Regions from separate parts of the Homo sapiens genome. Here regions 1, 2 and 4 are each linked to region 3. A link is an interaction called in ENCODE POLR2A ChIA-PET data of the cell type or tissue named here. Cell type or tissue: OCI-LY7. All regions are shown on one strand. Each heading gives the region's core, and the rest is flanking DNA. Links, peaks and the distances in the headings are about the cores only. Region 1 overlaps TIGIT (T cell immunoreceptor with Ig and ITIM domains). Region 2 overlaps QTRT2 (queuine tRNA-ribosyltransferase accessory subunit 2). Region 3 overlaps CCDC191 (coiled-coil domain containing 191). Region 4 overlaps QTRT2 (queuine tRNA-ribosyltransferase accessory subunit 2).

Evidence for each region. ChIA-PET counts read pairs that join two places held together with the same protein. Peaks named below come from ENCODE experiments on the same cell type or tissue, not always from the same donor. Only the 100,000 strongest peaks of a DNase experiment are listed, where the experiment ranks them.
Region 1: POLR2A ChIA-PET joins it to region 3 with 8 read pairs; 2 of 35 experiments call an interaction of 5 or more read pairs at or near these places.
Region 2: POLR2A ChIA-PET joins it to region 3 with 6 read pairs; 3 of 35 experiments call an interaction of 5 or more read pairs at or near these places.
Region 4: POLR2A ChIA-PET joins it to region 3 with 5 read pairs; 6 of 35 experiments call an interaction of 5 or more read pairs at or near these places.

The regions. Positions count from the first base shown.
Region 1 is chr3:114,298,134-114,303,133 of GRCh38, forward strand. It overlaps TIGIT (T cell immunoreceptor with Ig and ITIM domains), which reads left to right. Exons shown (of 4, transcript NM_173799.4): 3 at 1,464-1,570. Among named protein-coding and RNA genes, the nearest start is that of TIGIT, 6.6 kb to the left of the region's middle. RefSeq lists enhancers at 1,017-1,518, 1,519-2,018. In OCI-LY7, for the core only: CTCF peaks have their summits at 1,478 (motif pointing left) and 1,679; no DNase peak of the experiment used is centred there.
Region 2 is chr3:114,071,247-114,077,498 of GRCh38, forward strand. QTRT2 (queuine tRNA-ribosyltransferase accessory subunit 2) reads left to right here. Exons shown (of 10, transcript NM_024638.4): 7 at 5,497-5,696. Among named protein-coding and RNA genes, the nearest start is that of QTRT2, 18 kb to the left of the region's middle. In OCI-LY7, for the core only: no CTCF peak of the experiment used is centred there; no DNase peak of the experiment used is centred there.
Region 3 is chr3:114,002,626-114,008,877 of GRCh38, forward strand. CCDC191 (coiled-coil domain containing 191) reads right to left here. Exons shown (of 17, transcript NM_020817.2): 10 at 2,883-3,337; 11 at 2,012-2,121. The region is part of intron 1 of LOC105374048 (a long non-coding RNA gene); the gene reads left to right. Among named protein-coding and RNA genes, the nearest start is that of CCDC191, 51 kb to the right of the region's middle. RefSeq lists enhancers at 2,750-2,879, 3,110-3,159. In OCI-LY7, for the core only: a CTCF peak has its summit at 2,934 (motif pointing right); a DNase peak (open chromatin) is centred at 2,996; H3K4me3 peaks cover 1,810 bases; H3K27ac peaks cover 4,808 bases.
Region 4 is chr3:114,059,861-114,066,112 of GRCh38, forward strand. QTRT2 (queuine tRNA-ribosyltransferase accessory subunit 2) reads left to right here. Exons shown (of 10, transcript NM_024638.4): 3 at 5,377-5,597. The coding sequence starts at 5,398. Among named protein-coding and RNA genes, the nearest start is that of QTRT2, 6.2 kb to the left of the region's middle. In OCI-LY7, for the core only: no CTCF peak of the experiment used is centred there; no DNase peak of the experiment used is centred there.

The sequences.
Region 1 (5,000 bases), core at 1-5,000, 290 kb after region 3:
CCTTATACAGAGTCTGCCCCTTCCCCACCCTGCATGTAGTGATGTCATGCTTACTCAGGGCTGCTTCTGTTTCAAAGACCTTGATATCTTTGTTCTATGACCATAACTGTGAATGGAGACATTGGTGCTTTTATTTCAAACCAAAAATTCCAAATGAAATTGATACATCTAATATCCCAAGTTCCACTCTGGTCCCAATTGTATCTCGAACTTATCCTTAAACCTAACCAAACTCATTATCATAATCTTCCCTAAACCTCAACATGCTTTTCACTCCATCTATCTTCATCTGTCCCCAAGGTGTAAGAGAACCCAGGCCTAACCCTGCCTCCAATCTGGCTCTGTCCCCAAACTGATCATATATCCTTTCCTGGTTTTATGGATAGCCCTCTGCAGCCCCTCTTACCTGCTGCAGTGTGTTCTCTATGACCCCTGTGCTTTCCATCTGTCCTCTTTACTCCAGAGCTAACTGTATGGCTATGGCTAACCAGAAGCCGTCCTGGCCAACTGTGACTGAGTCCCTCAAGGCAGGAGGAACATGTTCTGGGGAATTTGAATTGTGCAGGCACCACCCTTGTCTTATGGATTGGATTCCTAAGCCACCTTTTAGCAACCCAGACCCTTAGGTAGAGGGATGAGATGTGAGGCTTCTGCTGCATCCTTTGAAGACTCCCCTGGATACCTGAGCCCTACCTGAGCTGCTGGGGCAGACTGGAAACCTACCTACAGCGCAGCATGCATGGGGGTGATGGTGTTCTTTTTCTCACATTCTTCTTGGGTCAGATCTTACTCATCTCTTCAAAACTCCCCTCCTGCATCTTCTTGCTTCCACTTACATGTTATCTCTTAATGAAATGCACTAGTTCATGATTTCACTTATGCCACAAATATTTATATTTACTGAGCATTCGCTATGTGTCAGATGCTGAGAAAACAGCAAAGGATAAGAGTCCAGAGCCTCATGCCCTCCAGGGTTTCACAGCCTAGCTGGAAATAAGTGTTATAGGCTTAAGGGAAAAGGTTACATACTTTTTTTCATTTTTGTAATTTAATGTTAACTTTATTTTAATTTTGAATTAAATATTTTTATTGATATGATTTCATATTTGAAGTTCAATAAAAGAAAATATTCACTTTCTGAGTTTTTTTCTGGAACTACTATTTGTTTCATTTCATGATTACCAAAAATGATTTTGTCAAATAGAAGAAACGAATGTTAAAATGACCTGCTCTGGTATCAAATATACAAGGTACACCACTGCTGAAAATATCAGTCATTGATTTCATGATGGGCCAGATGGATACTCTGCTGTTCAAAGTGTTGGGCTTAAAGGCTCCAGTCCCATGGTTACACAAAGGGCTTGGCCAATCCTCCCCTCTCTGCCGTGAAGCTCAGGCTGCCCTGGGGAAATCAGCTTCACTTCTGGCTTCTGCCACTCATCTCTGTTTTGTCCTCCCTCTAGTGGCTGAGCACGGTGCCAGGTTCCAGATTCCATTGCTTGGAGCCATGGCCGCGACGCTGGTGGTCATCTGCACAGCAGTCATCGTGGTGGTCGCGTTGACTAGAAAGGTAATGGCTCCGGCTGCACACCGCAGTCATGGGCACCCCCACGTCTGGCACCCGGGTCCTTTCAGGTTCTCTTTCCACCCAGAGAGAGACCCAGATGTGATCTTCCCGAGTGCTCTTTGTGCCTTTTTCCTGGCATTTGTTCTGCCTATTAGTGCAGTTATTTATGCTCTTCCGTTGTCCCTCTCATAGGGAGGGACCCCCTGGACAGCTGGACCTGTTTCCTACCCATCTTGCTGTCATTTGTAACTCCTGGTTTCTGCTTATCCCTTAAGCCACTGCTCTGAGAGTTTAATTTATCTACTATGATTTTGATGCATCGTGGGCATCTATATATGCTAGAGCTTTCTGCACATTAGCTCTTTTGATTATTACAACTCTCTGGTAGTGCTAGGTTACCCAGCATGTCTGTAGAATGAGAAATAAACACTCCAAAAATGTAGGGTTAGGCCAGGAGCTGTGGCTCACACCTCAGAAGCCACAGATATGGCTGGTGCTATTGGGAAAGTCAATGATCTGTAATATTTTCATTTATGTGTTGGCTATCACAATAGACATAATTCCACCCACTCGGGAGACTGTGGCGGGAGGATCACTTGACTCTAGGAGTTCAAGGCTGCAGTGAGCTATGACTGCACTCCAGCGTGGGCAACAGAGCAAGACTCTATCTCTAAAAAAAAAAAAAAATTGGTGGTAAAGTGGGCATGGCAAGATCAGCAGGTTGTAAATCCTCTGTTTAGCTTAAGAGCTTATGTGGCTGAAAGAGTAATGAATGGGGAATTGAAAGATCTAGTTTCTAGTTTTGGCACTGAGTGTATGCTTTTAGGAAAGTTACTTAATCTTTCAAGGTCTTCATTTCCTTATATATAAAATGGGGATTTGTCTTAGTCTATTTTCTGCCGCTGTAACAGAATACAATTATTGGGAAATTTATAAAGAAAAGAAGTTTATTTGGCTCATGGTTCTGGAGGCTGGGAAGTCCAGGAGCATGGTGTATTTGGCGAGGTTCATCCCACGGCAGAAGGCATCATGTGATGAGTGCATGCATGTGAGAGAGAGAGAGAAATGAGGCCAAATTCATCCTTTTAATTAGGAACTTACTCCCATGATACCTAACCCACTCCTGAGATAATGGCATTAATCCCTTCATGAGGGCAGATCTTCATGGCCTAATCACCTCTTAAAAGCATTACCACTTAATACTATTACAATGGTAATTAAGTTTCCAACACATGGCCTTTTGGGGGACACATTAAAACCATAGCTGTATTATAATTCGGCTTACTCTATATCATAGAGTTGTGATGAACAAGTGGCATATTTCATGTAAAATCTTTATAAATAACAAAGAATTATATCAGTGAAATTTATGTCATCAGCTACTGGTATTGATTGGGAGGAGTGAAAGAATTTCCACTCCTTGTTTTGTCTGATCTCTTGGGCCCTTTAAGTCAGCTCAGCCCAGGTCACCTTAATTCAAGTCACCACATAAATATTTTGGGAAACACAAGTTTGTAATTTCTACCTTTACCCCAGACCCTCCACCTGAGATCCTAACCCACTTTTCCTCCAACTCTAATTCCATTCAATTAACAACTCAGTTCTGCAGCCTGGTTGAACTGCAGTGGCTGAGACATGGCTGGTGCTATTGGGAAAGTCAATGATCTATAATATTTTCATTTATGTGTTGGCTATCACAATAGACATAATGAGGAAATGAACCCTCTATGGGAAGGTGAGGACAAGAGAAATGATTGAATAGAGGGGGGAGGTGAAGAAGATGAAAGTTGATCTCTTAGCTGGGAAGGGAGCTGCTATGGTGGTTGGTGAACAGGTTCTCTGCTGTTAGCAGTGTCCTGATGGTCTGGAATAAAAGAATCAAAGGCTCTTTAGAAGGAGCTGAACAACTTTTCCTGTTAAGGATTCAAGACTGGTTAATTTTCATTCTGGGCACCTGGACTAACTTTGGTCATCTGGAGGGTAGAGAAAGAGAAAAAGGTGAAGAGACCTATTGAGTCCTGTTGCTCCCTTTCTACAGTGTTTGATTCCCCAGCCCTCTCTGACATTTCCACTGCTTCCTGTGTAGTGTGGGTCCTCTCTGCATCTTTCCTGTGCTTTGGATATAGTTGTCAGTCTTCTGTCTCTCTCTCCTTGCTCAAAGCATTTTATAGTTGCATTATTCAGGGTTCCAGCAGGGAACATGTAGTACTCAAACTGGGTTGTTTGAAGACAGTTTAATAATAGGATTTCCAGAAGTCTAGTAGGATGTAAGGACACCACAAGGAGGAGTAGCAAGGTGCTGTAACCATTCCTAGTTCTTCAAAGGGTAGGGGAGGGGCTAATTATTGGAGCCTGGAAGGAGAGAGTTATGTGGAGGGGTCTCCTTCAGAAGTGCTGTAGTCTTTGCTGGAGGGTCACAACCAGTCCAAGGCCACCCTGCAGAAAGAACAAAGGGAACTACATACCCTCATCTCATTCCTCTCTCCATTCCCCTACTGTTGCTTTGCATTGGCTGACCTCAAACTTAGGATGGAGGATAAGGGGACTCATTGATGTAGTACATTTAGTACAGTCTTCATAGGGCACAGAATAGGGTGGAGAAGGTTAGAGAGCAGAGCCAAGAGGCAAATGGCTGGTATCCATTCAAGTAGTGCTCATAGACATGAACACTGGACAAAGGATCTTGACTTTCCACAGGGTTGGCTGGCTTCAGCCTTCTCTCTTGTAGTCTTGACCTCTTTTGATTATGTATGTAAGCAATACCCTTCTTGGCTGCCCAGCTGTATCTCTCCTGGGCACACTGTGCTCTATTAACCATTTTAATATTCCCATGGATCAGGCTTTCTTGGCTCCCATTGAAGTAATTACATCCATTTTGTTTCTTTAAGTGCTGCTATCTGTTCTGTACTATTTTGGGATCTCCTCATCCTCATTGCTACTAGGAATCCAGTTCTGTAAAAGCATCTCCTATTTTAGCCCTAGCCTATAGAGGAGAGATGCCACCAAACTTCTCAATGATGCTGGAGCTCCCCTAGCACATTCTTTTCCAGCTTAGTAAAAGGGATATTCTTTTTCTTTTTCCTTTTTCCCCTTTATTGTTGCTATTATCTTAAGGGATGTTCTCTGGATCTTCCCTAGAAAAGTCAATATAATCAGCTATTGGATTTTGGAAATTATTCAGTACAGGGATTGGCAAAATTTCTCTGTAAAGAGGCAGATAGTATATCTTTTTGGGTTTGTAGGTCATATGGTCTCTGTTGCAACAATTCAACTCTGCCATTGTAGTGTGAAAGTGCTATAGATTATATACAAATGAATGACTATGACTCTGTTCCAACAAACCTTTATTTATAAACACTAAAATGTTAATTTCATATAATTTTTATGTGTAATAAAATATTCGTTTTTCTTTCTATAAATTTTTATGTTTTAA
Region 2 (6,252 bases), core at 704-5,703, 69 kb after region 3:
TCCTCAATACTTTATCTCCATTTATGGCATCCACCAAGCTCCTCAGCCCAGAAATTTGAGCTTTTCTTTTTCTTTTTTGAGTCTCACTCTTGCCCAGGCTGGAGTGCAGTGGTGCTATCTCAGCTCGCTGTAACCTCTGCCTCCCAGGTTCAAGGGATTCTGCAGCCTCAGCCTCCCGTATAGCTGATATTACAGGCATGCACCATCACACCCGGCTAATTTTTGTATTTTTAGTAGAGACCGGGTTTCACCATGTTAGCCAGGCTGGTCTTGAACTTTTGACCTTAGATGATCTGCCCGCCTCTGCCTCCCAAAGTGCTGGGATTACAGGCTTGAGCCACTGTGCCTGGCTAAGAAATTTGAGCTTTTCAAGACTCCTTTTTTTCATTCACATTTAATATCCCACTGTTCACTCTTCCTTGATTCCATTTGCCTAAATATGTCTAGAATCTTCCCCTCCTTATTGCCACCTTAAGCCGTAACTGCATCATCTCTTACGTATGTAATTACCTTTGAATTCTTCTCTCTGCCTCCATTCTCATTTTTATCCAATCCATCTTTCAGCCCTGTTATCCAAAAGATCTTTGTAAAGCACAAACAAGAGCTCCTTGCCCACTTCCCTAAAAGAATTTAATGACTCTCCACTTCAACTCTTACATGGCATGGACAGCCTGCTGTGATGTGGCCTCTACCTACTCCTCCAGCTCACTGTGGGCTACTTTTTCCTGTGACTTGCACTCTGACCTTTCTGAGTTGCTTGGAATTCCTTGAGGCATTAGCTTGTTTCATTCTGTACACGGATTTCCTTCTGGACTGTTTCTTGTTTCTGCTTTTCTTATCTCTAGCTATATTCCCTCTTTTGTTTCCACATGAGGCTCATTTCATTCCATGTATCATTCATTTTTTTTTTCTTTTCTTTTGAGACAGTCTCACTCTATTGCTCAGCCTATCAGGCTAGAGTGCAGTGGGGCAGTCTTGGCTCACTGCAACCTCCAACTCCAGGTTCAAGCAATTCTCCTGCCTCAGCCTCCAAGTAGCTGGGATTACAGGCATGCGCCACCGTGCCTGGCTAATTTTTGTATTTTTAGCTGAGACGAGGTTTCACGATGTTGGTCAGACTGGTCTTGAACTCCTGATCTCAGGTGATCCACCCACCTTGGCCTCCCGAAGTGCCATGTGTCATTCTGTAGAACTGGTTCCTGATAGTTCCAGGGAATTCAATTCATTCTTTGCTACCCCTTTAATTAGTATGTAGCTATATTTTAGCCCCAATCATATTGTATTTCAATGATTTCTTTATGCATTTGTCTTCATTAAACTGTGGCCTCTTTAAGCTCAATTTCTGTGTATAAGTTGGGTATCTTCATCATGCAGCAGAATGCCTTCCCTGTCTTATTCACTGGTTCCTCTTATTCTGAATGCCCTTCAATATTGAAGCTCTCCAAGATTCGGTTGTTGGCTTTCTTTTCTTCTCCATATATTACCTGGGTTAGGGATGGCGAATGGGTTTCATCTGACATATTGTAAGCCCTCAGTAAATGTTTGCTGATGGTGAATGGTTATGATGGGGTGAAGATGAAGCTGTAGTGGTAAATCAGGGATACTGATAGCAGAGTTAATTAAGTGGGAAAAGGATTCAGAGAACAGTAGAGATGAGGGAACAGAAGATAGTGATCAGAGGAGAGAATTTTAATATTTGAGATCATGTATGTGGAGTAATCCTGAGCGATGATCACATCCCACTATGGCAAGCGCATTGAGTTTGAGGAACATCATTATATTGAATTTAGCAATAAAAATATAATTTGGCTAATAAAGTTAATATAAATGAAATAATTAGAGGAAACATAGTTATTCTGAATAGAATTCACAGTATATGTAACAAGAGTTTGGTGTGGGGACATTGCTGTGTGTCTGGGCAGTTAGTGTTGGTGGCTTGCTAGTAATTGTTTTGAGCCAGTCATTATCCTTGTAGGACTAGTAATGTTTGGGTAAGTAGAAAGCAGGACAGCGAGTGTGACAAAGATGATTATTAGAAAGGTCAGATGAGCCTCAAGTCCCTCATCTGTGTTGTTGCAGTCAGCCTCATCATTTCATATTACTTCTGCATATTTGTGGGGGTTTTTTTGTTTTGTTTTGTTTGTTTTTTTGAGATGGAGTTTTGTTCTTGTCGCCCAGGCTGGAGTGCAGCGGTGCGATCTCAGCTCACTGCAACCTCTGCCTCCCAGGTTCAAGCGATTCTCCTGTGTCAGCTTCCTCAGTAGCTAAGACTACAGGCACACGCCACCACACCCGGCTAATTTCTGTATTTTTTGGTAGAGATGGGGTTTCACTGTGTTGGCCAGGCTGGTCTTGAACCCCTGACCTTTTCATTCGCCTGCCTCAGCCTCCCCGAATGCTGGGATTATAGATGTGAGTCACCGCGCCCGGCCTTACTTATGCATATTTATTGGTCAAACGTGTAGTCCCTCTCCATACCCTTTATTATTGTCTTGACATGATTATTAATAGTGCCCCCCCATTCTTCCATTTTAGATAATAAATTATATGATCGTGCTTCTTACACCCAGGAAAGGGAGTTTCCCGAATAGTCATGCTAGTCGTATAAGCAGGCAGGCCTATGTAACTCTCTGCTTTGTGTTTCTGCATACATCTTTTCCCATGATTCCCTCCCTGTCTTATTGACTGGCTCCTCTTATTCTGAATGCCCTTCAATATTGAAGCTCTCCAAGATTCGGTTTTTGGCTTTCTTTTCTTCTCCATATATTACCTGGGTTAGGGATGGCGAATGGTTTCAACCGAGGTGGTCGGGTGCAGCAAGAAGAGAGTCATCTGTTAGTCACATCTGCTGTGGAATCAGGAGTAGAGAGTGGTAGCATCATGCCAAGTGTCTGCCATTCTAGCCTGGGCAATCATGTTTGTATCACACATAGCCTTATCTTTAGGTTCATTTAGGTTCAGTGGCTGAATTAAGATTGCCATTTGGACATCCTGCTGATTCCTCAAATTCAGAACACACAGAACAGAGTAATCATCTTGCTTCATCCACTGTTTTTCTAGGAGTCCCTGCCTTTTGCTCTTATCACCATCTACCTGTACTTGCAAAACAGGAGCCAGGAGTCATTTGAGACTTTGTCTTTATCCTCTCCTTGGACAACTAATCAGTCAAGTTATGTTGATCCTACTTCCTGATAGGTTTCAAGTTTTATCTTTCCTCTTCATCCACACTGCCACTGCCTTAGTCCGGATCATCTCATCTTTCACCTGGATCATTAAAGTTGTCTGCTATTCCATTCTTTAATCGTACTCACCCTTAATTTATTTTTCACACGGCAGCCAAAGTGTTCTTTCTAGAGGAATAGTCTGATTATGTCCCTCCTGCTTAAACTAAAGAGTGAGATTCTCTCTTCACAGTGTTCCAGGCCTCCTCTCCATCCCTTTCTTCTACTGGAGAGCCATTGTTGATTTGTGTATTTTCTTGCAAAACTTATTTTTTGCAATTACATACACATAATTAATACATAGATATACATGGCTGTATTACATCAGTATGATCATATATTCAGCAATTTGCTTGTTTTTCATTTAGCAATATCCTGAAACTCTTTCTCTATAAATGCATATATTGCTATTATCTACTGCATTCTTTTTAAACAGCTGCGTAGGAAGCCATACTGTGTATATATTATGATCTACGTAAGCCTTTACTCTATGGATAAACATTTAGGTTGTTTCCAGTTTTTCATTATTCTAAACATCTTTGTAAATAAACCTTGGCACATGTGAATGAGTATAGGAGAGATTGTTAGAAGTGGAATTTTAGGATCCATAGATAAAAGCTGGACATTTCAATAAGTGCTGTCCACTTTCCTTCCTAAGACGTTGAAATGATTTTTACTCTGTGTTTATCAGGTTATGTACGTACCATTTCCCTTACAGTTTCACCTCTACTATGTTGTTATCTATGTTTTAACCTTTTTGTTATTATATGGGCAAAAATGGTATCTCGTTGTTTCCAATTTTGCATTACCTTACTAACAAGGTTTAGTAGTTCTTCATACGTGTATAGGGCATTCACATTTATTTGTTTGAATTTCATATTTACGTATTGTACCTAGATTTCTATGAGGTTGTCATTCATTTCTTTAGAGTATTGGTTGGAGCTCATTTTATGCTGTAGATATTTAAATATTCCTCCAAAGAGTAAGTTCTCCTTTGCCTTTGTTAATGGTATACTTTAGTAGAGAAGTTTTACTGATTTTTTTTTTTTTTTTTTTTTTGAGACAGACCCTTGCCCTGTCATCTAGGCTGGAGTGCAGTGGCGCAATCTCCACTCAGCGCAGCCTCCTCCTCCTCGGCTCAAGCGATTCTCCCACCTCAGCCTCCCGAGTAACTGGGACTACAGGTGCATGCTGCCACACCCGGCTGATTTTTGTATTTTTAGTAGAGATGGGGTTTCACAGTGTTGGCCAGGCTGGTCTTGAACTCCTGACCTCAAGTGATCCACCTGCCTCGGCCTCCTGCTGGGATTACAGACATGAGCCACCATGCCTGGCAAGTTTTTGTACTCAAACTTGTCAACCTTTTCCTGTAAGCTTTAGCTTGTTTAGGAAGGCATTCCTTACCCCAAGATTGTAAAAATACTCAATATATTCTTCTAAAACTTGTATAACCATATTTTTTATGTTTAGCTATTAGGTCCATTGAATTTGTTTTTAAAATGGATGGTGTGTAGTAGTGGTCTTTATTTTATTGGTTTGTGAGTAGATAGTCAGTTGTCTCAACAGTTTCTAAGTTCCTAAAGTTATCTCTAGCTAAGAGACTTGGAGGTAGTCTAAAGCAGGCCTGGATAGTCATTTCACAAATTAAAACTCTTATTTTGTCCTTTTCCTCTTGAACCTGTTTAGTGTACATTTTATTTATTTACTTATTTTTCTTGAAACATGGTCTCACTCTCTTACCCTGGATGGAATGCAGTGGCACAGTTTCAGCTTACTGCAACCTTCGCCTCCCGGGCTCAAGCCACCCTCCCACCTCAGCCTCCCGAATAGATGGGACTACAGGCACAAGCCACCGTGCCCAGCTAATTTTGTTTTTTTATTTTTTGTAGAGACCAGGTGTCGCTATGTTGCCCAGGCTGGTCTTGAAATCCTGGGCTCAAGTGATCCTCCTGCCTCGGCTTCCCAAAGTGCTGGGATTACAGGCCTGAGCCACCACACCTGATCTAATTTAATCTAAGCCAGAACAAGACTGCATATGTTGAATGCATCTTTTTCCTCAGTCTTTTCTTACCTGATTGGTAAAGTATGTTTTTCAAAGTATGTTCCTCAGAGCCTTAAAGGTTCTTAGGGAGGAGGGAGCACCATCCCCTTTAATGCTTCAACTACAGCAGCTTCACTGAGGTCTCTTCTATACATTGGACTTCCATGTAAGGTTCATTTAAACAAAGGTCTCATACTGAAAATGGTTAAAAACATATCATCCTTCTTACCTCAGGTTCTTCAGAAGAGTGTGATCATTGGAGTGATTGAAGGTGGAGATGTGATGGAAGAGAGGCTGAGGTCAGCACGAGAGACAGCCAAGCGGCCTGTGGGTGGCTTCCTTCTGGATGGTTTTCAAGGAAATCCAACAACCCTGGAGGCTAGACTACGCTTGCTGTCATCAGTCACTGCAGAGCTGCCGGAGGACAAGCCAAGGCCAGTGTTCGGTTAGGACACAGGCTGGCCTCAAGGGATGCAGGGAAGGAGTGCTGGCCGATTGTATATTAAATAGTGTCTGTGCATAGGCATGCCTTTGATGTTTTGTTTATGTCCTTTCTGGGCTGAGTCTGCTGAGGTGCTGAGGCAGACTGTAAGGGGAGTTTCCATCAAGGCTGTCCTGGCCTTGATTTCAGAATGTAGAGTAGAGGATAATTGCCATTTGAATTATGTTATTTGATCCTCCTAAGTGAGAGCAAGTATTATACTGTTTCCCCTCATTCTTGTGCCAATTACAAATATTGTTGTTATAATATGGTACCTGGAGACCAAGTGTAAAGTCACATGGAATGCTGGTTTAAATTGAGGAAAGTTGAGGACAGATCTGGGATGACTAGTGAGAAGATGAGCTCCACCAACAAGAACTTAAGAAGCTCTTAGATTTGAGGCTGGTAGTGAGTGGTGTCAATTTTTGAAATTGAGGGGACTGACAACACTAGTAGGATTGGTTCTTATGTTTCCATAAATTGCAGGATTCACCTTGTGCTGATAAGAA
Region 3 (6,252 bases), core at 593-5,592:
AATTTAGTGTTATTATTAGGGTTTTCTTGTAAGTTGAATGTTCACAATCTCAGAAAATATATAGAGATAAACAGAACTTATATACTCTACAGGTTAAAGACCTATTATCCCATCCTCAGCAATGAGGAACAATTTATAAATTAATTATTTTGTTTACATTTTTATTAAAATAATTGTTTACTGATTTATAATGTGCCTTGATGATACTTTTAGTATATGAAACCCAGAAACCAGAATTCTAATTTGATTATATGTTTGATGAATGCAGAAAACTTTAATTACATCTAACAAGTACTTTGAGAGTAGAATCGTTCCTCAAATCCTATTGAATCTGCTAATTTTTCTTAAGTCACTGTACATATGTCTGTATATATAAGAATAACAACAAACAAACTAAAGTTTGGGGTCACGATGAATATATTTGAATCTAGTTTTAAGGCCTGGATATACAGATGGGCAGGAAATGGAATTGTACCAGGCATTTGGAGAACTGGCATCTGAATGAATTTGAGTGTCAGACTCCTGTTCTTGACAGGCTATTAAATATCGATCCAAAAGAAACAAATGTGCAAGATGGTCTGATAATATGACTCTATAATCAGTTGGGGCTTTCATAGGAAGAGGGGCATGGATGGGAGGAGTATCAAGTTCTGCTCACCTAAGCCAGCCAATAGTTACTTTCAGTTCCTTGTGCCATATTTTAGAGAAAAGAATTTAAGTCCAAGTTTTAAGAATTAATAAACAAAAAACTCACCAGGCTATTTCTTACAGTTATTAAGTGTCTGCTTTGCTGAAAAAGAATGGTAGTGCCACAGATGGCGAGAGTGAAATTGTCTCTAAGAAGGCAGAAATAGACTAGGGGATTAAAGTAAGAGACCCCTAAGAAGCAGAGTCTCTGGTAATATGCCCTTTGCCCATCTTTTCTAGATCTAATCATCAAAAGACTACTTGAAAGTAGACTGGGCTTCTAAAATAGCTAACTCCTTGACCAAACAATAATTTTAAAAAAATAATCATACTTAACTGGGTATTTACTGACCAAGCTTAATGATAGGCAAAGACAGCATAAATTGCTGTCCTGGCAGATAGTTAATGCAAAGACTGCCAATTTCTTCATTAATAGGAATTGACTGCAGGCACAGTGTCTTTCATTTGTAATTACTTCTTGTTAAACCAGCAATCTTGTCACAGGTAAAAAATCAAATTTACAAACCACAATATAATTGTCAAAGTGCCAACCACCACATGCAAACATAAGTACAGTGAAGGACTAAGCATATAGTAAAAACAATTAGCAGATTCACTAGGTGGGTTCTGAAGAATGCTTCTATTCGTATAGTTTAGTTTAAATAAGGGTTTCTGGCCAGGTGCAGTGGTTCATGCCTATAATCCCAACACCTAGGGATGTTGAGGTGGGAGGACTCCTTGAGGCCAGGAGTTTGAGACCAGCCTGGGCAACACAGGAAGACCCTGCCTGTACCAAATAAATAAATGTTTCTAGATGCATCAAAAATGTTATCAAATTAACATATCTGGTTTGTAGGTTTTATTACTAAAATCCTATCAACAAGTTATAATATTATAAAATAATAACTTATCTTGGATTACTGTAAACTGATCAAATTTGAACATTAACAAAGTACAATGACAGGTGTCCTTTATCAGTGTTTGTCCTTGGCAGTTACTCAGAGTTTTCTCATTTGTGTAATTATTCCTTTTTTTTTCACAATCCAAATCTCAAATTACAGAAAAATGATATACCTTTCAGCTATGTTTTTTTGTGTGTGTGTTGGCTGGGAATGCCAAAAAGGTTGGCAAAAGGGGCAGGAAAAAAGTAGTGGGGCTCTCTGGTGTACTCCACTCCTCACATGTCTACCATTCTGAGATTTTTGATGTCAGGTTCTGCCAAGTCTCAAAACCTCAAGAGTTGCCAGAATTCAGTCCCAGTGTACACATTCTACTCTAGGAGAGAAGATAACAACCACCAAGGCCACCACCGAGACAGCCCTGCCTTTTAGTATGGGATGCGGTGTCATCAATTGCTTTGGTTTCCTTCTGAGTCCAGAAAGAGAATTTCGGGAGTCACTTCTGCCTTCAGTCCCAGGGGAAGCAACAGGTGAACTAGGGAAAAAATAAAGGAAAGGAATTTAGACTACTAACCAGTTTCCTTCAAACTCCTTTGACCTGAGATGCTCAAAGCCTTTTACAGACCTTAATGAATCCCTACTCTCTGAGATAACTACATATTATATCCACTCCATAAATATGTGTAATGAGGTATGGAAAGGTTGTGTGATCGGCATGAGTCTACACAGTGAGTCAGGTACTGTGACTCCCATCCTAATGCTTCAAATCCATAGGTGTCACCACATCTTATCCTACCATTTACCACATGCAATGAGTATGTCTCAAGCACAACTGAAACCATCTTACGTGGCTTTTGAGAAACTTGGGCTCTTATTTGAGGCTCAAAGATGTTTTGTTTTATCCCTAACAACTACAAATTTAAGCTAGGAAATAAGCCAGCCCAGGGGCTGCTCCATGTGGACCTGATGTTGTCTGACTTGGCTTCTCAGCACTTAACATAGCTAGAAACCCAGAAATAGAGCAAGACAGCATTTTTCTCTTTAACTGGCATAGTAACAGAGATCCTCAAAGGCAGCCGTGACCCAAATGCTAACAGTATAACTGGATCCTTACAGGCATCCTTGACTATCTGTGCCTGTCATATACTAGTCATAACTAGGCTTCTTTGCTTTGAGAGTGCAAAATCAAGGAAAAGGAACAATCATGGGGCTCAGAAGCAGGGCAAAGAAGCTCAGGAGCCCAAAGTGAAAAACCCCTTAAAATGAGTCCAGCGAGTTCTGATAGAACAGACATACTTCACAAGCATCTGGCAGGTTCTTGGTTCCTCTTCTCTGGGCTTTGACAGCAGGTGGCTCTGTGCTTCTGTGACTGCTAAGGCATGCTCTGCTGCCCACTGAGCCTCTGCCAGCTGCAGGTTTTTCTTCAGCTCGAGAATTGTTTTCTGCTGTTCCTGAAGTTTCTTCTTTTGCTTCTCAATCAGCTGTTGCTGGAAGACATGGCGGTTGTGGAAATGACCCAAGCAAAGCGGTTCTGCTTTCTGGCTGGTAGTTCTGAGTGTCTCGTTGCTGCCAGGCTGTTGAGAGGGTTCAGCACCCAGGGTCTTGTGCTGCTTATTGCCAGGTGCACTCAGAGAGACATTCTGAAGGGAACCCTGCAAGTTGCCTGTTGTTGTTCTTCCCAGGGGAGGACTGAGCATACAACCACTGCTTCCCAAGGGAGGCTTTTCCCACAAAGGGGGCACAGCAGTCTCCTGAGAGAGAGAAACATGTTATAGCTCAACTATTTAAAGGACTGTGCTGATGAAATCCAACATTTATGAGGTCAGTATTGTTTTGTTTAATGGCACAACTGCCATGTATTGCAGGTAAAGGTGGTCTGTGCTCCTGGCCTGGCTACCTCAGAGGCCACCACTCTTAAAACATGCATTGCTGCTCACCATGAAAACTGGGAGAGTGGCCGGCTGTGGTGGCTCATGCCTGTAATCCCAGCACGTTGGGAGGCCGAGATGGGCAGATGACTTAAGGTCAGGAGATTGAGATCAGCCTGGCCAACATGGTGAAACCCTGTCTCTACTAAAGGTACAAAAGTTGGCCAGGCATGGTGGTACGCACCTGTAATCCCAGCTACTCAGGAGGCTGATGCAGGAGAATCGCTTGAACCTGGGAAGTGGAGGTTGCAGTGGGCTGAGATTGTGCTACTGAACTCCAGCCTGGGCAACACAGCGAGACCCTGGCTCAAAAAAAAAGAAAACTGGGAGAGTGGCTACAGCTGTATGAACCATTGCCATGGGCCAGGACATTCGTAATAGCAAAAATCTTCTCTTATAAATTTCTAATTTGGACAGTTCATTTGTGAATTAGGCAAGGTTACTCCAGATATATATATATATATATATATATATATATAAATATATATATTTTATATATAAAAAACATGAATTTAATATGCATAAATTGACTCTGAATTTTAGTGGAAATTTGAAGATGTTGTGGCAAAGGATATATTCTTTCTCGAGAATGTCTGAAAACCAAAGAATATCTTTACAAATGAATAATATATCTCTTTTCTTTCAATGCCTCTCCTGACACTAGTAAATTAATCATATGCCATAGTATAGGATATTTAGTTATTTCAGCATCAAGGTCCCGTTAAAGCCTAGCTAACCGTTTCCAGCTATTCCTGAACTATCTATGGGTGGGAAATATTTGGAAGCTCAGGATCACTGGGCAAATATCTGCATTACAAACTATCTATGGGTGGGAAATATTTGGAAGCTCAGGATCACTGGGCAAATATCTGCATTACATAAGAATAATGTTACCTAATAATATTTTGTATTAGCATATCACTAGTTTTCAAAGCTTTATTACATAAATCCCATTTAATAGACTGAGGTACCATACTCAATTACAAGTTCTATACAGAGGGGAAGGAAACAAGAATTTTTATTTAGAAACAGCTATCTTGGCCAAAATAATGTCATATTAAAGTGTCTCTTCTAGAATGGTTTGAGTCCATGTTCTAAGGTCTAAGTTTTTGATTCTGCCATCTGCAATGGCTTAAAGAGAAAAATGCTATGAGCTATCTAAATATCAGAAGCTTCTTGTTCTAACAGGACCCCATCCTTAGGGACTCAAAAATATTTTTCACGATTATAGAAATGCTTTCCATAGACTCAACTGAAATGAAAGATGTGATATATGGAAACTCTGACATGTTAAACACTTTTAAAAGTAACCTTTTATTTCAGTAATGTCAGTGAACACTTATTCATGAGAACACCTGCTTAAGCAATTTATATCAAGCAGGGTATATGTTTTAGGTTCTTTTAAACTTGGTGGTAATGACACCTTATTAACCTAGCAAGACTGTGTCAAAGCCCTGAGTAAAGCGACAGGGTTTCTTTTGGATCATGGTAACTTTTTAACATGAAAATAAAGAACATGAAGGAAAAGCTTAGTGGTACAGATAGTACTTAATAGAGCAGGAGTGAATGGTCTGACTTAATTAGAGAAAATCACCTATTAGCTAACTGATAATTTTGGAAAAATTCAAGGTACAGTTTGTGTGTTCTTAGTACATGAGTTCCTATGACTGTATAATTAATGAGCATCTAACTAAAGATTTTATATTTTCACTTGGTCATGTTTTGCTGTACACGCTGGAAAAAGATTAGTTTACTTAGTCTCTACAGGGTCTATTGTAGCCCTCTATTATCATTTGCTCCATTTTTAACAATACTGTCCTTTCTTGATAAAGTCTTTTGTTCTTGATTTCAGAGATTTGGAGTCTTTTGTTCCCTTGAGTCTAAATATATATAAATTACTATATATATATTACTATATATATAAATTACTATATATATTACTATATATATAAATTACTATATATATTACTATATATAAATTACTACATATATATAGTAATTTTTCTGTTTTGCACAGGTAAAAAATACTTTCTGCTGACTTTTTTTTTTTTTTCATTTAAGAACAGTGGCACTTTGTAAGGTAAAAGGTTCCATACAGCTCTTTCTTAAGATAGAAGTCTGTCTTGGGTCTCAATGGAGACAAAATTATCTGCCATAAAGGTAGATACATTGCCTAGGGGAAGGGACCAAAATGTTACACATAAGTCCCAACAAGCATCTTCCTGATCCCCCCTTGCTCAGAGAATAAGCTTAAATTAAAACTAGCCTACTTGCTAGCAATAATCAGGGTAAAAAGCAAGGCTGGGGACCCTCTAGTGCACAATTTAATTTCACATGTCTGAATTAAGTACTTAACAGCATTATGTGGAGGGTGGAGGTGAGGGGGTAGAAGCTCTTCTCCACAAGGTTTTCTAAACATGACAAGAGCAGTGATAAAAGAAGAAGCCGACAGGATTGACTTTATAAAAACTAAACAACTGTGTATAATACCAAACACCATAACTAAACCAAAAAGACAAATGACAAAATGGAAAAAATGTTTGCAATATATAATAATAAAAGCATCAATAGTCTTAAAATATAAAGAACTCTTATAAATAAGAAAAAGATATCAAATAGAAAAATGGACAAAGGGCATGAAGAGACAAGTCACTATATATCTGTATCTTACTACATCCATATATAGATATATATACAGTCATGCATTGCTGAATAATGGGGATTTGTTCTGAGAAATA
Region 4 (6,252 bases), core at 589-5,588, 57 kb after region 3:
CCAAAATCGTTCACTGTAGAGAAAGCCAAGTAGGTATTTCTCTCCAGCTGGCTGAGTGGGTTCAGTATTCTAAGCTGAGGATTTTGAATTTCATCTTTAAAGTTATTTGGGATTAAAGCATTATATCACAGGAGAGCCCATCTCTGCCTCTAAGAACATGGTGGCCAATGTCCTTTAGAGTTACAAAGGACCTCTAATTACAGACTTTCAGTTAAGAATCAAGAAAGTTGTTTCTTCAGTTGAGGAAAGAGTGGGAAGGGGAGATGAGAGGGAAGGGGAGATGAGAAAGAAGAGAGAAGATGCCTTCAGGACTGAGTGGATGATTAATCACACTTGAGACTCGTTTGTTAAAAGATGGGAACTTCTAGAATATGTTCATTCTTTCCTTACACAAGGATGAAACTAAGAAGTCTTTGAGAGAAAGGTAAGTCTTGGAAGCCAATGGTCTGGGCTTCCAGGTCTGGCTGCCTTTATACTCTTAGAGAATCCTTGTGTCCAACCTTGGAGAATCTGAGATTGGTTGTTTGGTCATCTTCGCTTATCTGTGGGGAATATGTTCCAAGACCCCTTGTGGATGCTGGAAACTGCAAATGGTTCCAAACCCCAGATAGATAGGTAGGTAGGTAGGTAGGTAGGTAGATAGATAGATAGATAGATAGATAGATAGATAGATAGATAGATAGATAAGATAGATTAGATAGATAGATTAGATAGATCCAAACCCTAAATAGATAGACAGACAATAGACAGACAGTATGATGTTTCCTATCTATACATACCTATAATAAAGTTTAATTTATTAATTAGGCACAGTAGTAGATGTTAGTCACCTCGGCAAACAGTCTTTTTTCTTTTCCTAGTTGGAGAACTTTAACCTTTTCTCATAAGGGATCACTTTATGGCTTCCCTTTGGCATATCCGTATTGCCAGCATCACAACTCTTGTGCTGTGGGGCCAGTCGTAAGTAAAATAAGGGTAACTTGAACATAAGCACTGCAATACAGTGACGGTTGATCTGATCAATGTGACAGCTCCTAAGTAACTAAGGGGCGAGTGGCGTCTACAGTGTGAAGATGCTGGGCAAAGGGATGATTCACGTCCTGGGTGGAACAGAGCAAAATGGTGAGAGATTTCATTATGCTACTCAGAATGGCATGCAATTTCAAACTTATGTTTATTTCAGGAATTTTCCGTTTAATATGTTTGGACCTCGGATGTCCATGGGTAACTGAAACTGGAAAGCAGAACTGTGAATGGGGGTACTGTGTTAAGAAAACCGATGGGTTTCCTTTTAGTTGCCTTTATGTACCTTCTTCTTCCCATTCTGATTCTATGCTTGCATGGCATATTTGGCTTCATGTATTGCATTCTATAGGGCAAACATGCCACTGACTGATCCACTTTGCTTTTTTCGATTCTCAGAGTAAATAATTGTGCATACTGATTTTATTGTTTAGTCTCTGAGGTTGATAGGTTTGAGCCTGACCCTGAGTGATGGCTCTGTGCTGGGTATATAGAAAAGATCAGGCTCAGCTTACCAGGCAGAAGCCTAAATCCCTTACCAGTGGCCAGCCAGCCCTCCAAGCAGTACAAGACTGTAAGGCACTGGAGGGAGCAGCAGCAGGTGGCTAATCTTTGAGCCCCTGTGTAATTCTGTTGGCACAGGTTAAAGAACTTGACAGCTGCTTTCTTTTATCTCTTTTCTTTCTCTTTCTTTTCTTCTTCTTTGTTTTTAAGACAGGATCTCCCTCTGTTGCCCAGGCTGGAGTGCCAGTGGCGTGATCATGGCTCACTGCAGTCTCTGCCTCCCTGGCTTAAGGGATCTTCCTACCTCAGATTCCCAAGTAGCTAGGACTACAGGTGCATGCCACCATTCCTGGCTAGTTTTTGTATTTTTTGTAGAGACAGGGTTTCATTGTGTTGCCCAGGCTGCTCTTGAACTCCTGGGCTCAAGCGATCTGCCCACCTTGGCCTCCCAAACTGCTGGAATTACAGGCGTGAGCCAATGTGCCCAACCAAAGCCACTTTCTTTTTATGACTTTCCACAGTGTGTTCTAGGGGAAAAAAACAAAAAGATGTTTCATAGATTTCACATATACTTTTGAAAAATCTTGTTATTTTCAGTGGCCATGGTATGCTGCAGGATATTCTAAAAAAAAAAAAAAAAAAATCTGAATGCATCTCCTAGCATGTTAAATTTACTCTCACATAAAAGCCATAATTGGATGGGTGCAGTGGCTCACGCCTGTAATCCCAACACTTTGGGAGGTCAAGGCAGGAGGATCACTTGAGCGCAGGAGTTTGAGACCAGCCTGGGCAACGTAGTGAGACTCCATCTCTCCAAAAAAAGTTTTTTAATTAGTTAGGTGCAGTGGTTGGGCACCTGTGGTCTCAGCTACTTAGGAGGCTGAGGTGGGAAGGTTACTTGAGCCTGGGATGTCAAGGCTACAGTAAGCCGTGATTACACCACTGCACTCCAGCCTGGGCAATAGAGTGAGACCTTGTCTCAAAAAAAAAAAAAAAAAAAAAAAGAATAAAAAGAATACAGGCCTTTTGCAGGAGGCCCAGGTTCTAGACAAGCCTATGACTAAGCAGGCCTAGTCTCAGACTGATTACAATAAAATGGCAGAAGGGGTGATGTGGTGATGAGGAATTCCCAGGTAGGGGTCTCTGGTAGTAATGGAACTCTATAAACTATTTTCAGTATTTCTAAAGTCTAATGGTAATTATACAATACTGGGATATTAAGCACAGTTTTACTAAAGCAATGGGGTTTGTTGTTTTTACCTGGAATTCAGTTAACACAACATGGAAAAGCAGATTATCTCATGCTTGTCAGAAGCTTTGGTTGTCAGTCATTTGTGTCATTTATTAATAAACTGGAGAAACGAGAGCATAAATTTGATGAGGAGAGATAATAAAAGTAACATTCTAGAATCCTATACTTCATTTTTCAAACGTATTAGTTTTACCCAATGAAGGTTCTTCGTGCCTTTATATGAATTTAATTTAAAAAACACTGTTCATGTGTGTACATTTAAACTCTTTACATACTTTACACAGCTCAGATGAGAGAGTATTTTTGGAGTAAGATAGAATTTTTGGAGGAGCCAGCAAGTTCTTGTCTCTAGCCCTTTCTGAAATAGCTTCGGGCAACACAGTTTCTTCCGTTCTCAGACGTATGTGATAGTAGGAAATGCGTAAGTTACTGCAGCATTTAAAAATTCTGGTCCGTTTAATTTTCATTAGTTCTTATTTGTGTTTCAAGAAATCTAGTGTTCCATATTGGTTGATTTCAATATTCAGTCAGAACAACAGGTATTGATTCATGAAGCTTTGAAGTACATTTCTCATCTTTGTGCTTCCCCCTGCTTCAATTCTCCAGAGCTACTTAGATTACAAAAGTCTGTCTTAAATTTCACATTAGAACTCTGTTGGTTTAAAATATAAAATACATTTTTATCACTTGAAATCAGTATTATCTGATAAATAAATAAAGATTACAATTCTTTTATATTTTCTACAGTATGCTTTTATTAGCTTATAAGTATAGTTTTACAGTTTTCTTAAATGAACCTTCTTGTTTTAGCAGTTTTAATGTGTAACAATAGGGTATGTAAAAAAATAGCTTTTATACTATTTATTAAAATATAACCTTTTTTTCCTTACCAGTCTCCATTTATGTGGGTTCTAATGACACTTATTTGTATGTTTCTATCTTAGTGATAACTTGAAATAATGATCTCATAGTTATAGAAAATTGACCAGGCTTTCATCAAACACTTATATTAGTTTTTATAATTTGTGTTTAGCATAAAATCTCTTCTTAGACCATATAGAAAGTAGTTATTCTTTTTTTTTAAGAAAGTAGTTATTCTTATGTCTAAGATTCTAATGACAAAGATGGCTATTTTATTTAAATTTAAGAATTTATGTCTCCTAAAAAAAAGTAATGTTTTTATTCTTGAATATATTTAACTAATGATAGATATGTCTTATTTATTTGGTGACATTTTAACAATGGTTGACTTTCAGAGTATGGTATGCTATAATGCTTAAGAAAATGGGATCTGGCCGGGCACAGTGGCTCATGCTTGTTACCTCAGCACTTTGGGAGGCTGAGGTGGGCGGATCACCTGAGGTCAGGAGTTCGAGACCAGCCTGGCCAACATGGTGAAACCCCATTTCTACTACAAATACAAAAGTCATCTGGGCATGGCGGCACACACCTGTAATCTCAACTACTTGGGAGGCTGAGGCAGGAGAATCTCTTGAACCCGAGAAGCAGAGGTTACAGTGAGCTGAGATCGCTTCACTGCACTCCAGCCTGGGTGACAGAGCGAGATTCTGTGTCCAAAAAAAAATGAAAGAGAGAAAAGAAAAGAAAATTGGATCCTCTCTGATAGCTCATTTGTCAACTAATAAAACTGGGCCTGGCCCAGTTTTTAAGAATTCCAGAAGATATGGTACTTGCTGTAGAGATGTAATGAAGTATTTGTAAAATGTTGGTATGTCTGGTGACATTTAGCCGATGATGTGTGTGCTTATCAAGTTCTGTAGTGCATTTTAAAAGTGGAACCCAGTATTTTGCTTCACTGAATACTAAATCATTTAGGAGCACCCAACAAGTAATTGATAATGTTTTCTGATTTTTTTTCCCTGTATATCTATAGAAGTTAGAAAGTGTATCTTTATTTTTTTCTTTAAACACATATTAGTCTTTCCCAGTTATAAAAGTAATGACACTTTGCTTATGGATTGCGTGTATGCTCCACACAGTTTCTCACTTCTGTTTGGATACCATATAAGAACAAATTGGGAAATAATCCGACCTCAGAGATCTGTTTATGTTTTGACATTTATTTTTCCATATATTTTCATAAACACCAGGATGCTCTTTTCTTCACTTAACAGCATTATTAGGAAAAAATTGCTATATTGCTTAGCCTTCCCTCAAATTGGAGAAAGAAAAAAGTGGATTATATCAATAATCAGTATGGCCTAAGCAGTGTTACTGTTCTCTGTATACATTTTCAAGGCTGAGAGAGCCTTGGCTTCATGGCATTCTTTCCATGATTAGTCTTTCTAATTCTGTTCTTTCATTTGTTTGGTTTTCATCAGCTCAGACAAAAATTCCATGACTAAATTTAAAATTAGTTGATGCCAATATGTGGTTCTGGGACCTTAGGGAAGATGTCTTATTCTCTTTATGTCTTTTCCCATTCCCCCGTTCCTGATATCTATGAAAATATTTAGACTGGAAGCAGTAATAAGCATGCTATCATTCATTTTCCTGAAGATTTTTTTTTTTTGCAAAATGCTTGGCCTCTAGGTGTTGTGAAGCTCCTTCTATACTTAATGCTCTTTTCTTGACAGGACCTAGAAGAATCCCTTAGGATGAAGCTGAGTCTTACCAAGGTAGTTAATGGCTGTCGCCTAGGAAAAATAAAAAACCTGGGCAAAACAGGGGACCACACCATGGATATTCCAGGCTGCCTTCTGTATACCAAGACTGGCTCCGCCCCACACCTCACCCATCACACGCTGCATAATATCCACGGGGTTCCTGCCATGGCTCAGCTTACGCTGTCATCCCTGTAAGTGTTAGAACCAATGATTCAAGTATCAACTGTGGCAGCAGCTTAGTTACCTTAGGTGCAAAAAAGAGAAATATTTTTTTTTGTTCATATATATAAATTGTCGATTTTCATAATGAAATCAGAAGAGAGGTTTCAAATATTATACATCTTCTGGCCCTAATCTGGAAGCCACAGGCCAGACCTATATGTTAGATCTGCTTCACTTTTCCTCCAAACCTACAGTCCCATACTGCCATGTCGCCACTGCTCCCAGGGGTGACAGGGCGGGGAATGTTCTGTGAGAGCTGCATTTGGAGTTCAGGAGCTGTTATCATGCACCAGCCTCAAAGTTTTTTCTGCCTTTGCACATATACTTGCTAATACTACTTTATGGAAACAGAACTAAAGTTAGATCATTTTGTGTAATGTATATACTGACTTTATACTTAATTGAAAAGCCTACTATATGACCAATTAACATAATAGTCTGCAGCGTTGTGTTAACAACAGAGATTTTAAAGGGGCAAGAGAAGGAAGAAAATTCAAGTATTCTGAAGGAGTTGATCTTTGCCAGTTTCATGTCTCACAGAACCACTAGCAAGTTGAAGGCCTTCGTTCTGGCTAATGAACCTAGCCTAATTAGTTAGAACTCTTGAATAATGGTGTAATTCAA